Linked DNA regions of Homo sapiens: region 2 is linked to region 1. Evidence: chromatin contacts called from ENCODE Hi-C or POLR2A ChIA-PET data. All regions are on one chromosome and are shown on one strand. The core of a region is the stretch at or near the end of the contact, and the rest is flanking DNA. Distances in the headings are between cores, read along the strand shown.

Region 1 (6,392 bases), core at 1,547-4,046:
CAAGACTTGTCTGGTGACCTCCATCAGGACTAGCTCTGGAGAAGACTCCAAATCAATGACTGACAGCAAGCGTTCATTAAGTGGATGCCATGAGCCCAACACCGCAGGTATGGGAAAGGATACCACATACACACACAAGTGACTCCCTCTGTCAGGGAACTTATATAGTCTTGTTAGGAAGACAAGATTAATATACTACATGATTTTTATGGCATTTGTTGTTCTTTTTCCTGTTCATAAAAGCAATACGAGTTCACTGTAGAAAATTCAGAAAATACAATTACATATTATAAAAGCAAATTTATCCCAAATCCCACTATCCAAGATTAACCATAAAATTCCATAAAATTAACCATAAAATTAACCATAAAAATTCAAATTATGAATTTGTACAGCCTTGTCTCCCGAGACAGGCATCTTATCCCCACCCTCACCTAACACTTGCTCATAGGAGAGATTCTTGTGCAAGTGGATCATTCATTTTCTTGTTTCTTCTTTCCCCGCTGGATATGTCTGCCTGGGAATGCGATTTGGCTTCAAGTACAGAGAAGAGAGTTATTTGCACGCTATTTCAGGTTCTCAGTGTAGCCATCCATCAACAGGCATCTCTGGGAAGGCTCCTGGTTCTGCAGGTAGGCCTCTGGGCCTGGTGCTACCATATAAGGCAAGGAGAAAGGAAGTGACTCACATAGCCCTGCACAAAAAAACCTAAAGCACTGTTCCCGTTTGGGCAGGGGAAGGATCAACACATATTATGTTGCATATAGGGAAATGGTTTCCTTCCATAATACAGCTCCAAATTATACTGTATGTGAGAGAGAATAATCGGGCATGCCTGTGTGTGTGTGTGTAATTCTGGATGACTAAAATGAAATCTTCATTCTGTATACTCAGTGGCAGTGAGATCTTAAAAAGGACTCATAGGCCATTTTGGACTGATCTGCTGAAGGGAAGGCCCCCTGTGGTGGTGGTCTAGACCAGAGATCCCAAACCAGGAGCCCCAGACTGTGTTGGCTTGTACAGTGTGTTTAAAAATCAAATTAGTTTTCAACATGAAACCTTCAGGAGATATCGTATAAAAATTTGAAATTCCAGCTTTGAAAGGAAGAAAGAGAGAGAGAGAGGATGAATGAATCTGGCAATCTAAGGAAATTAGCTCTTTGAGGGTCATTATGTTTTCCCAATTTATTATTGTGTTTTAATTGATGGGGGGAGCTTTTTATTGTTGTTGCAGTTCGTTTTTGTTTTTATGAAGAAATTTTCCATTTTTATGCAGTTAAATTTATCAATCTTTTCTTTCACTGCTTCTGAACCTTGTCTCTTGCTTAGAAAGATTTAATCCCCATATTGGTTTGCTAGGGCTTCCATAATAAAGTAACCCAGGCTGAGTGGCTTAAACAACACAGAGATTTATTTCCTCACAGTTCTGGAGACTAAAAGTCCAAGATCAAGGTGTAGGCAGGGTTGGTTTCTTCTGAGACCTCTGTCCGGGACTTGCCAGGTACCTTCTGCACGTGTCTTCACACAGTCTTATCTCTCTGCTTGCCTGGGTCCTGATCTCTTAAGGACACCAGTCATACTGGATTAGGGCCCACCCTAACAACTTCATTTTAACTTAATTACCTTTTTGAAGACCCTATCTCTAAATACAGTCACATTCTGAGATACTGGGGGTTAGAGCTTCAAACATGAATTTTGGGGAATCCAATTCAGTTTATAACATCACCCAGAATTATTTTTTTATTTCTCCCATGTTTTATTTCAGTACTTTTATGGTTTTATTTTTAAATGTTAAATATATGATTCATCTGAACTTTGTTTGGTATAAGAAATGAGATAGGGATCCAATTTTATTTTTTTCTAGTTACTAAGGTAAATGATTCAACTCCATTTATTAGTAATCTTTTCCCTCAAATCTTAAAATTCTACCTTTGTCTTAATACTCCATTTCCAGGTATATTTGGGCTATTTCTACATACTGCTTTGTACCATTAATCTGTCTATGCCTGTGCCACTACCAAGCTTTTAATTATATACTTTTATATTTTCACCTTCTAGGGTAAATCTTCCTCTGTTATTCTCTGTTTCAGAATTTTCATCATGTTTTTGCACATTTACTTTTCCCAGTTTACTTTAGCATTGCCTAAAATATTCTGATAGCATTTTTACTGGAATAGGGTTAAAGACACAGATGAATTTAGGAAGACTTTACATTATGTTGTTGAAAGACTTACTTAGCATTGTATATCCTTTGTACTGCTGGAATTTTTAACCATGTACATGTACTATTTTTATGAAAAGGAAAAATTTAATTTCATTCTTAAAAAAATAAAAAATAAAAGAACACAGCAAAGGTAAACAATGATTAGCAGAGATAAATTTATCTAGAGGAGCCATTTTGGAGCTCCTTAAATTCTAAACCCCACAATTATAACTTCTCCTCTGTTTATGGATGCCTTACTTTCTCACGGTTAGAATAAAATAGATTCGGCAACTCATTTTGACAGTCTGCATGGTGTGCTAAGGAGAAATGTTAGTTCTCCCCTCTGCTGTGTCTCATTTCTGCCAATTCAAGAGATACACTCCTCTTTTAGAGGTTGTCTAGGCTGAGAGGCAGACTGAAAACCTGGCAGGTTTTCCCCAACATTCCCCGGCCAAGGCGGTCATTGTCTGGCTAAACCCAAAAGGGTCAGGTTTCTAGTGACAATGAAGCTGCCTCAGGTCTTCCTCCCATCTCACCAGCAGCCAGCTGCTTCTTTTCTCTCCTGAGCTCAAGTGTCTTCCCTGCCCCTCCTGCAAGCCTGAGGAGACAGCTGCAGCAAGCAACGCTGGCACCTTAGATGGTCTTCATGTCTGTAATGTGGTGACGAAGAGACCCTGGAGTTATACTTCTCCATGAGTCTTCCTATTTTCTTTCTTTCTTTCTTTCTTTCTTTCTTTCTTTCTTTCTTTCTTTCTTTCTTTCCTTCTTTCCTTCTTTCTTTCTTTTCTCTATTTCTCTCTTTCTCTTTCTCTTTATCTCCTTCTTTCCTTCTTTCTTTCTTTCTTTCCTTCTTTCCTTCTTTCTTTCTTTTCTCTATTTCTCTTTCTCTTTCTCTTTATCTCCTTCTTTCCTTCTTTCTTTCCTTCTTTCTTTCTTTCTTTCCTTCTTTCCTTCTTTCTTTCTTTCTTTCTTTTCTCTATTTCTTTCTCTTTATCTCCTTCTTTCCTTTCTTTCTTTCTCTCTCTCTCTCTCTTTCCTTCCTTCCTTTCTTTTTTTTTTTTTTTTTTTGAGGAATCTCGCTCTGTCACAGGCTGGAGTTCAGTGGTGCGATCTCAGCTCACTGCAACTTCCGCCTCCCGGGTTCAAGCCGTTCTCCTGCCTCAGCCTCCCCAGTAGGTGGGATTACAGGCATGTGCCACCATGCCCGGATAACTTTTGTTTTTATTTTTGTTTTCGTTTTTGTTTTGAGACAGAATTTCACTCTCGTTGCCCAGACAGGAGTGCAATGGCACAATCTCGGTTCACTGCAACCTCTGCCTCCCGGGTTCAAGCAATTCTCCTGCCTCAGCCTCCCAAGTAGCTGGGATTACAGGCATCTGCCACCACGACCGGCTGATCTTGTACTTTTAGTAGAGACGGGGTTTCTCCATGTTGGCCAGGCTGGTCTTGAACTCCCGACCTCAGGTGATCCACCCGCCTTGGCTTCCCAAAGTGCTGGGATCACAGGTGTGAGCCACTGCGCCTGGCCCTCTATTTTCTTTCTTGTTTCCATGCTCTTCCATCCACTCCTCTGTTCGTTCACCCGTTCGTTCACATTTAGCACATAAGAGTGATCCTACTAAGATGTAAGCTAGAACCATGGCAGCCTCTGCTCGTAGCCCGGCACTGGCATCTCACCTTGCTCAGAGGAAAAACCAAAGGCAAAGGCATTACAATGGCCGACTTAGGCTTCACGTGATCTGTCCACCATTCTCACTACCTGTGACCTCATCTCCAGCTTCTTTCCCTGTCATTGACTCACTCCACCACACTGGCCTCCTTGCTGTCTCCTTCATGCCTGGAATGCTCTTACCTCAGATGGCCACATATTCTCACCTCCTTAAGTTCTTGATGCAAATATCACCACCTCAGTGGTTAGGAAGAGTGTATAAATAGAGAAGAGATAGGGGCTATGGCCCAGCCCAGTGGCTCAGGTCTGTAATCCCAGCACTTTGGGAGGCTGAGGCAGGCGGATCACCTGAGGTCAGGAGTTCAAGACCAGCCTGACCAACATGGTGAAACCCCATCTCTACTAAAAATACCAAAAAAAAAAAAATTAGCTGTATGCAGTGGCGCACACCTATAGTCCCAGCTACTTGGGAGGCTGAGGCTGGAGAATCGCTTCAACCTGGGAGGTGGAGGTTTCAGTGAGCAGAGATCGCCCCACTGCACTCCAGCCTGGGTGATAGAGCCGGACTCCATCTCAAAAAAAAAAAAGGGATCAGGGCTCTAGGTGATATGGTTTGGCTCTGTGTCCCCACCCAAATCTAATCTCAAATTGTAATCCCCACGTGTGGAGGAAGGGACCTGGTGGGAGGTGATTGGATCATCGGGACCGTTTCCCCAAGCTGTTTTGTGATAGTGTGTGAGTTCTCAGGAGATCTGATGGTTTTAGAAGAGGCAGTTTTCCCTGTGCTCTCTCTCTCTCTCTCTTTCCTGCCACCCTGTGAAGAGGTCTCTCCTTCCCCTTTGCCCTCCACCATGATTGTAAGTTTCCTGAGGCCTCCTCAGCCATGCAGAACTGTGAGTCAATTCAACCTCTTTTGTTTATAGATTACCCAGTCTCAGGCTGAAAACGGACTAATACACTAGGACTGAGTCCTGTATGGTTTAGTTACTTCATCTATCACACTATTAGAGTTTGTGTAGAACACAAGGGCCCTGCAAAAGAGAACAAAGGGAACAACCAGAGACCTAAAGAGTAAAACAAGGAGGTTGTGGGGTCATTGAAGCCGAGAAAGGAGCTTGAAGAAAAAGAGAGTTCCCAGCTATGGCGAATGTTGCTGAGAGGTCCAGTAGTAGAAATGAGTGGAGATTCATAGGTTCAAGCAACAAGCAAGCTATATATTGTTGAGAAACATGACAAAATCCATTTTTCAGCAAAGGGATGGGAACAGAAGCAAGGTAGCGTAACCGAGTATTCACAGTTTTTTCTAAGAGATATTTTAATTATTTTTTTCTCTCTCTCTTCTTTTCTCACTTCCTTGGTTCTTCATTTCCTACTTGTCTTTTAGAAATGCAAATATGTGGCTCAGGCCTGTAATCCCAGCACTTTGGGAGGCCGAGGCGGGCGGATCACGAGGTCAGGAGATCGAGACCACGGTGAAACCCCGTCTCTACTAAAAATACAAAAAAAAAAAAAATTAGCCGGGCGTGGTGGCGGGCGCCTGTAGTCCCAGCTACTCAAGAGGCTGAGGCAGGAGAACGGCGTGAACCCGGGAGGCGGAACTTAAGAGTGAGCCGAGATGGCACCACTGCACTCCAGCCTGGGCGACAGCAAGACTCCGTCTCAAAAAAAAAAAAAAAAAAAAGAAATGCAAATGTAGCCTTTTACTTCCCCTTCACCAGACACTCCCTACAGGGCAAGTTCTTCTAACTGTGCTTCCAGACTGAACTCTCCTCGAGAGTTAACAGTCCATTTGCCGACCGAAGTATGCCCACAATGGAACTCTCACCCTCCAGGAGGCTGCTAGAGAGATAGCAGTCAAAAAGCACGCCCACTGCTCTCTCCCACTTGGAGAGTTTTCAGCCTAGTAAGATGCCAGCAGTCACCAGCTCGGCTGCCCAGTAGACAAGGCCCTGCCTTGCTTGCTCTCTCCCACTTGGAGAGTTTTCAGCCTAGTAAGATGCCAGCAGTCACCAGCTCGGCTGCCCAGTAGATAAGGCCCTGCCTTGCTTGCTCTCTCCCCTGACTTTTAAAAGTGCCTGCTTTCTGCTCCAAAAGAGAAGTGCACATTTAAAGGCAGGATGCCTGTGCCTCTTCCCCTAAGCCAGCTTTGGAAATAAATCACTTTCTTTCCACCAGACCTCACTCTCGTTAATTGAACTCCGCGAGCAGAGTGACTGACTCGCACTTCAGTCACGGCAGGAACAGGAGGAAGGGGAATGGAAGGCGAAGGAGTAGTGTGTGAAGACTTAACTCTCCCGAGAAGGTTGCCTCTGAAGAGATCAGAGACAAGGAAGGCTCCTGGAGAGAGACGAGAAGTCAAAGAGGACAAAAGCATGTAAATAGTGGTAGATGGAGTGAAGTTAAAGACACAGGAAAGGGAAGGGATAATCAAAGAAGCCAAGTCCTTGAGAAGGTGACAGGAGATGACATCAGGGACACAGGTGCAGGAAGAGAAAGATTTATCACAAAGTCAATGAAGCC
Region 2 (6,061 bases), core at 1,815-4,314, 57 kb before region 1:
GGTGACAGGGCAAGACCCTGTCTCAGAAAAAAAAAAAGAAACTATGTTTGGATATATATTGGGTTATATGAAACATATTCATGAAATTAATTCCACCTGTTTTTTTTTAAATGTGGCTACTAGAAAATTTAAACTAGGTTGGGCGCAGTGGCTCATGTCTGTAATCCCAGCACTTTGGGAGGCTGAGGCAGGTGGATCACTTCAGGTCAGGAGTTCGAGATCAGCCTGGCCAACATGGTAAAACCCCGTCTCTATAAAAATATAAAAATTAGCTGGGCGTGGTGGTGCATGCCTGTAATCCTAGCTGCTCGGAAGGCCAAGGCAGGAGAATCGCTTAAACCTGGGAGGTGGAGGTTGCAGTGAGCCGACATCGCTCACTACAATTTTATTTCTATCACTTTCTCCTTGGATTTCAATTAGATTTCAAAATTCCCATTAATTCATAGACTTAGGAACCGCAGAGTAATATATCCAATGTTATTCAACTAAGCCTTCTAAGATTAGATCTCTGATTTTGGAAACATTATTCTATCAAATTGTTCCCTTGGTTTTCTCATCTATAAAATAGGACTGACAACATACTATGTAGTTATTGAGAGAACTAAATAAGATGTACTACAGGACAGCTTAATGGCACTGTTAGGGACTTGCTAGATCAGTCACCCAGCAATGTAACTACTTCTATACTATTTCCTCTCAAAGTGCAACATTCACATTCAGACCTAATAAAATGATAATTAGGTCATAAACTTTCAGGGTCACTTCAGACCAAAAATCTCAGAAGTTACTTTCCAAAGTCAGTCGATGACAATGATTTAAAATTATATGAAACTTCAAACTCAAATGTTAGTCTACCACAGTGTTTGTTACTTGTTACTTAAAATAATCCAGCCAAGTATACAAAATTGTCATTTTCAGATGAAGAAAAAGCCTTAGAAGTTAAGTGAGGAGGATATCCAGATTCACACAAATATTAATATTGCCAGAAAACTTCATTTTAATCATTGGATTTTAAAAATAAGCCACAAATCCCATAAGAACTCAACCACTGGGAGGGGGAACAAAGAAATCTGACAGAACTAGAGAAGACTGGGAATTTTAATTTAAGTTCTCAAAAAAAAAAGTTATCTCAATCATTAGAACACAAAGTATAAACCCCATTTATTTAAAATAAGAGCATATTTATACTTTAAAATTAAATCTGTAGTCTCCACAAAATATCTTTCAAAAACTCAAATCCAAAAAGGTTCTGAAGATTTTTAGTGCCATTGGTTTGTGTTATAGCTAATGCCAGTATTGTGCCTATTAATAAGAGACCAAATAAAAAGCAAAAATAAAACAGATCATTTAATTATAATTTAATTTATCTAATGAAGACCAGCAATTATAAAACTTCACACACACCTAACTTCAGTTGTTATACAAAATCATAATCATTTGTACCTTTCTAAGAAGAAACACTGTGTTCAGAGCTTATGTTATGATTAATGAACAGTGACAGCAGCTAAAATTCATATAGCCACTATATTTTCATTTTGTGGCAAATAGCTATCAACAACTTACTGTATGATTTAATTAAGTGGTTAAAAGGATCTAGCTTCAAGTTTATGCTCTAAGTAAAATGTTTTTCAAAGATGGGCAGTAAACAGTATTTTCCCCCTGTGGAAAAGCAGTTTTTCATTCTTCCAAAAATTGTACCAAGGTAAAGCAAAGCTCTAGATGATGCAGGCATGTTATGTAGGCGTTAGCAGTACTGCCCTCACTATGTGCTCATTGGACAGTAGTGCAACCCCAAGAAAAAGATGGTTAGCAGTTTTTGTTGTTGTTGTTGTTGTTGTTAACGAAATAAAACAAAAAACAGCTCATTGCTAGTAAGGAAACTATTTTGTGAAACTTTCTTCTTTTTATGTGTGCATATACTAAGTCACAATGTAAATGTATTTCTTAGAATGAGTCTCAGAAAGGTTTGATAGCCACTGCAAAGTAGTCTGTCTATAGCAAACTACTATACATTCAATAACTAGAGAGGTGTTGCAGGAATCAGACTGTACCAAGGTAAAAATCCTTTTTGACTGTGAGAGGATAAGAAGCATATTTAAGGCATGGGCCTAAAGCTGACAGGATTATCCAACTCTACCACTCAGTTTACTAATTAGACAACAAACTTACCCAAGGTCATTCTTCTATAGTTTGCATTAGAACTAAGTCTCCCACTCTAACGCTCAAAATAAGCTCCACAAAGATACTTCAGCATGTAAGTATTAATTCAGAATTTCCTATTTGGTTTTCAATAACCAAAAGAAACTGCAGCTTAACACATGCAACTGTTTCCTCAAATACTATTCTACCAGATTAATGACCATGCCAGCTCTCCCATTAAAAGCTTTTTCTAGCTAGTTACTTGGTACTTAGGTTTTTATAGCACTTTTCTTTTCCCATTATGCTCAGTAGTGCATGCAACACACTACACTTAGGAATGCAACACACTTCCTTTGGGAATGCCTAACTGTGGCCATAACTATGACTGAAATTTTTGTGAATTTCTATCATCTGTCTAAACTTAGAAGAAAAGTACCACAAAATAAAGTTAAATCAGACCATATTTTTGTGATCAGTGTATCTCACTATTAAAACATTGTATGTATTTTAACGGTTATCATTCAAAACTTGAAGTATATCCAAAATACTCCATTCCCATCTCCTGATAAATAAATCTTCACTGACAACTGATTAAGAAGAGAAACATGTTAAGGACAGAAGTTAAAACGGAATTAGACAAAGATGGGGCAGATTATCACAGCTTCATACTACAAACAAAGGTTTATTTCTACATCCTCTTTCCTAAATATCCATAATAAACTCATATTTCTTGCCAAGAACCCCAGAAAAGGTGCCTCAAATTATTTCCATAAAGAAAACAACATTACCCATTAAGCAACTCTGTTAATGATTATCCACAAAATTCCAAATTTTAAAAAATTGCTTAACATTGGGAATGGCAGAGGTACTGAGCCTTATTATGACTAATCAAGCCAGTGAAGTAAACAAAAAATGCAGGCAAGAGAAAAAGGAAGCTGAGTCAAGTACAGAGTTCTTCGCATCCACAGAGAAAATGCTTTGTTCTTTATTTCTCAAACTTGCAGTATAAAGACCAAAAAAATCCATTATTTTAATTTCACAGTCCAGTCAATTCACACGGCTGTATGTGAATTTTTCTTTCAGAAAATTAAGGGAAAGGAGCCAGGCGCGGTGGCTCACGCCTGTAATCCCAGCACTTTGGGAGGGTGAGGCAGGTGGATCACTTGAGGTCAAGAATTCAAGACCAGCCTGGCCAACATGGCGAAACCCTGTCTCTACTAAAAATACAAAGATTAGCCAGGTGCGGCGCGCACCTGTAATTCCAGCTACTCAGGAGGCTGAGACAGGAGAATCACTTGAACTCAGGAGGCAGAGGTTGCAGTGAGCCCAGATCGTGCCACTGCACTCCAGCCCGGGCTACAAAGTGAAACTATGTCTCAAAAAAAAAAAAGAAAAAAAAAAAACAGAAAAGAAAAGAAAGAAAAGAAAGGCAAAGAAAATTAAGGGAAAGGGAATTTATAGTGTGTCTGTGCATTTTAATATTATAGTCACAGCAACATAACCATATTACTTTCCCAACAGGGAATTCGAAATCTGAAGGCAAATACCACTCACATGTCAAATAAAATAACTGCCAAAAATTTACTCACTAATTTTTCTAAAATTTTATGAAAATGAGTACATTATTCAACTGTTTTGGAGAAAAGCAGACAATATGATTTAGAAAAAACACATAATTAGTGGCAATTTTAACAGAAGAGAATGCTCTCCCACTGAACTTCATAAAAACAAAAGAAAATCCAGACTTCACCTGTTTTACTTTTACATTTTAGAGCAGTAAAATTCTTAATTTCTTATTTCTCAAACAATACTCCCCATTATTGTTTGCTCCCCCTGTAATGTTTATTCCTCCCTGAGTTCTGAGATTCCCAGGTATGGAATTTGAATTTCCTGGTAGTACCAGCTTTTGCTCATATTTTTAGAACCTTACTGTGACCCTGTGGTGGTGTTCACCAGAAACAGCACGAGAGAGAAGTCATACCTGTATTAATAACTATTACCAGTATTACTAAGAATTTAAAATTCGTTCTAGAGTTTACATGTACTGTCCTTATCATTTTATATTTTAATAAGTCATTCATAATCTTAAACTCTAATGAATGTTAGCACGATAGATATTTCCTTCCAATTTCTACGAATGACTTTAAAAAAAAAAAAAAAAAAGATCATTGGCCGGGCACGGTGGCTCACACCTGTAATCCCAGCACTTTGGCAGGCTGAGGCAGGTGGATCAGTTGAGGTCAGGAGTTTGAGGCCAGCCTGGCCAACATGGTGAAAGCCTGTCTCTACTGAAAATATAAAAATTAGCCAGGCGTGATGGCATGCCTGTAATCCCAGCTACTCGGAAGGCTGAGGCAGGAGAACTGCTTGAACCCGGGAGGTGGAGGTTGCAGTGAGCCAAGATGGCGCCACTGCACTCTAGCCTGGGTGACAGGGTGAGACTCCGTCTCAGAAAAAAAGAAAGAAAAAGGAAAAGACGAAAAAAAAATTAATAATAAAAAATTTAAAAAGAGAATTTTACATAAATTTCAAGATTTTCAATGCCTTTTAAAACTAAAACATCAAACCACAATCACAGGTATTAAAATTCTAAACATTCAGTAGTATAAGGGAGTAGCCTTCTTCTGGTTTCCCACAGGTCAAGTAAACAGTTTAAGCACAATTTAACCCTAATTATAAGCAAAAAGGTGAAATTGCTTAGGTTGGTAAATGAGCCCTTTTAGGTGAGAATATCATCATTTAAATCATTTAAGTAACCAGGACTCAGCTACTACTTATAGATTTGATAGCTAGAGCACTAAATACAAAGTGAGGTTTAAAGTCTTTCTAAAGTAACAAGGCATCCACTGCCAAAGTTTTGGATTATGTTTTAGAGTCACATTTACCGCATGAAGCTTGTGTTTAATATGACGAATCTACCATATCTGAACAGCAAACAAACACAGATGATAAATACTGTAAACTGTTGGAAGTCAAACACTGTAAAGTTTCCTGAGTCTGTGGTAAGTTATTTTTCTTAAATAGCTACCATGTAGCTATTGATGTGTTTCACTGAGCAACTACAGTGAATTTTAATAGATACTATTTACCACTTGTCATTTCATGAAAAATACCAGGAGCTTTGCTTTCACTGTTTCTCTTCAAATGCTTCCCAGTTCATAATATACTAGTACTTAAGAAATTACATAGCTGAATTATGTTCCATGGTAGATCATATCTAGCTCTATCTCAAAATTCTAGCAGACTACGTTTGGTCCAAAGTAACACAAGTGCCTAACTCTATGACAAAATCATATCTTTCACATAAAAACAAATCTAATTCTTTAGCTACTTAAAAATTCCAGGCTGGGCGCGGTGGCTCACACCTGTAATCCCAGCACTTTGGGAGGCCGAGGCAGGCACATCACTACCTCAGGAGAATGAGACCATCCTGGCCAACATGGTGAAACCCTGTCTCTACTAAGAATACAAAAATTAGCTGGGCGTGGTGGCGTGCACCTGTAGTCCCAGCTACTGAGGAGGCTGAGGCAGAATTCCTTGAACCCAGGAGGCGGAGGCTGCAGTGGGCCAAGATCGCACCACTGCACTCCAGCCTGGTGACAGAGCGAGACTCCATCTCAAAAAAAAAAACAAAAAAAAAAACAAAAAAAATCCCTCCAAATGAAAAAAAGCACAGATGCTGACTAATTTTATCCAATAAGAAAAGTAACTAAAAAGTTAACACTGCACATCATGGAATGAGTTTAAATATACACATAATTCTCAATAAATCACAGAATAGTAACAATAAAGGGACCAAGAGGTCATTTAGTACAGTCTTTTTATCTTCAACACTTCTGAATGAATAGCTACTCTGTGTGAATAAGTCTTTGTAAACACTAGTCAGTTATTATGACTCAAACATAGCACTATGGGTCAATTC

What was found. Hi-C counts contacts between places; a loop is a spot of excess contacts on that map. ChIA-PET counts read pairs that join two places held with the same protein, here RNA polymerase II (POLR2A). Pooled maps may share reads with other maps.
Region 2: a loop to region 1 is called in a pooled map, with 2.2 times the contacts of the local background. The contact joins two enhancer-like sites. A Hi-C loop is called at or near these places in 3 of 168 maps with a recorded cell type or tissue (astrocyte of the cerebellum, endothelial cell of hepatic sinusoid and transverse colon) and 2 of 50 pooled maps. POLR2A ChIA-PET finds 5 or more read pairs at or near these places in 10 of 52 experiments (CD8-positive, alpha-beta memory T cell, Caco-2, H1 and 6 more).

The regions. Positions count from the first base shown.
Region 1 is chr12:718,900-725,291 of GRCh38, reverse strand. It overlaps LOC101929432 (a long non-coding RNA gene), which reads right to left. Exons shown (of 4, transcript XR_007063153.1): 3 at 435-652. Among named protein-coding and RNA genes, the nearest start is that of LINC02455, 5.5 kb to the right of the region's middle. RefSeq lists an enhancer at 5,823-5,872. Within about 2 kb of position 2,796, at least 3 of the 41 ENCODE cell types and tissues checked have a DNase peak (open chromatin) inside an H3K27ac peak, as active enhancers do.
Region 2 is chr12:776,879-782,939 of GRCh38, reverse strand. The region is part of intron 1 of WNK1 (WNK lysine deficient protein kinase 1); the gene reads right to left. It also overlaps the pseudogene RNU4ATAC16P. Among named protein-coding and RNA genes, the nearest start is that of WNK1, 27 kb to the right of the region's middle. Within about 2 kb of position 3,064, at least 3 of the 41 ENCODE cell types and tissues checked have a DNase peak (open chromatin) inside an H3K27ac peak, as active enhancers do.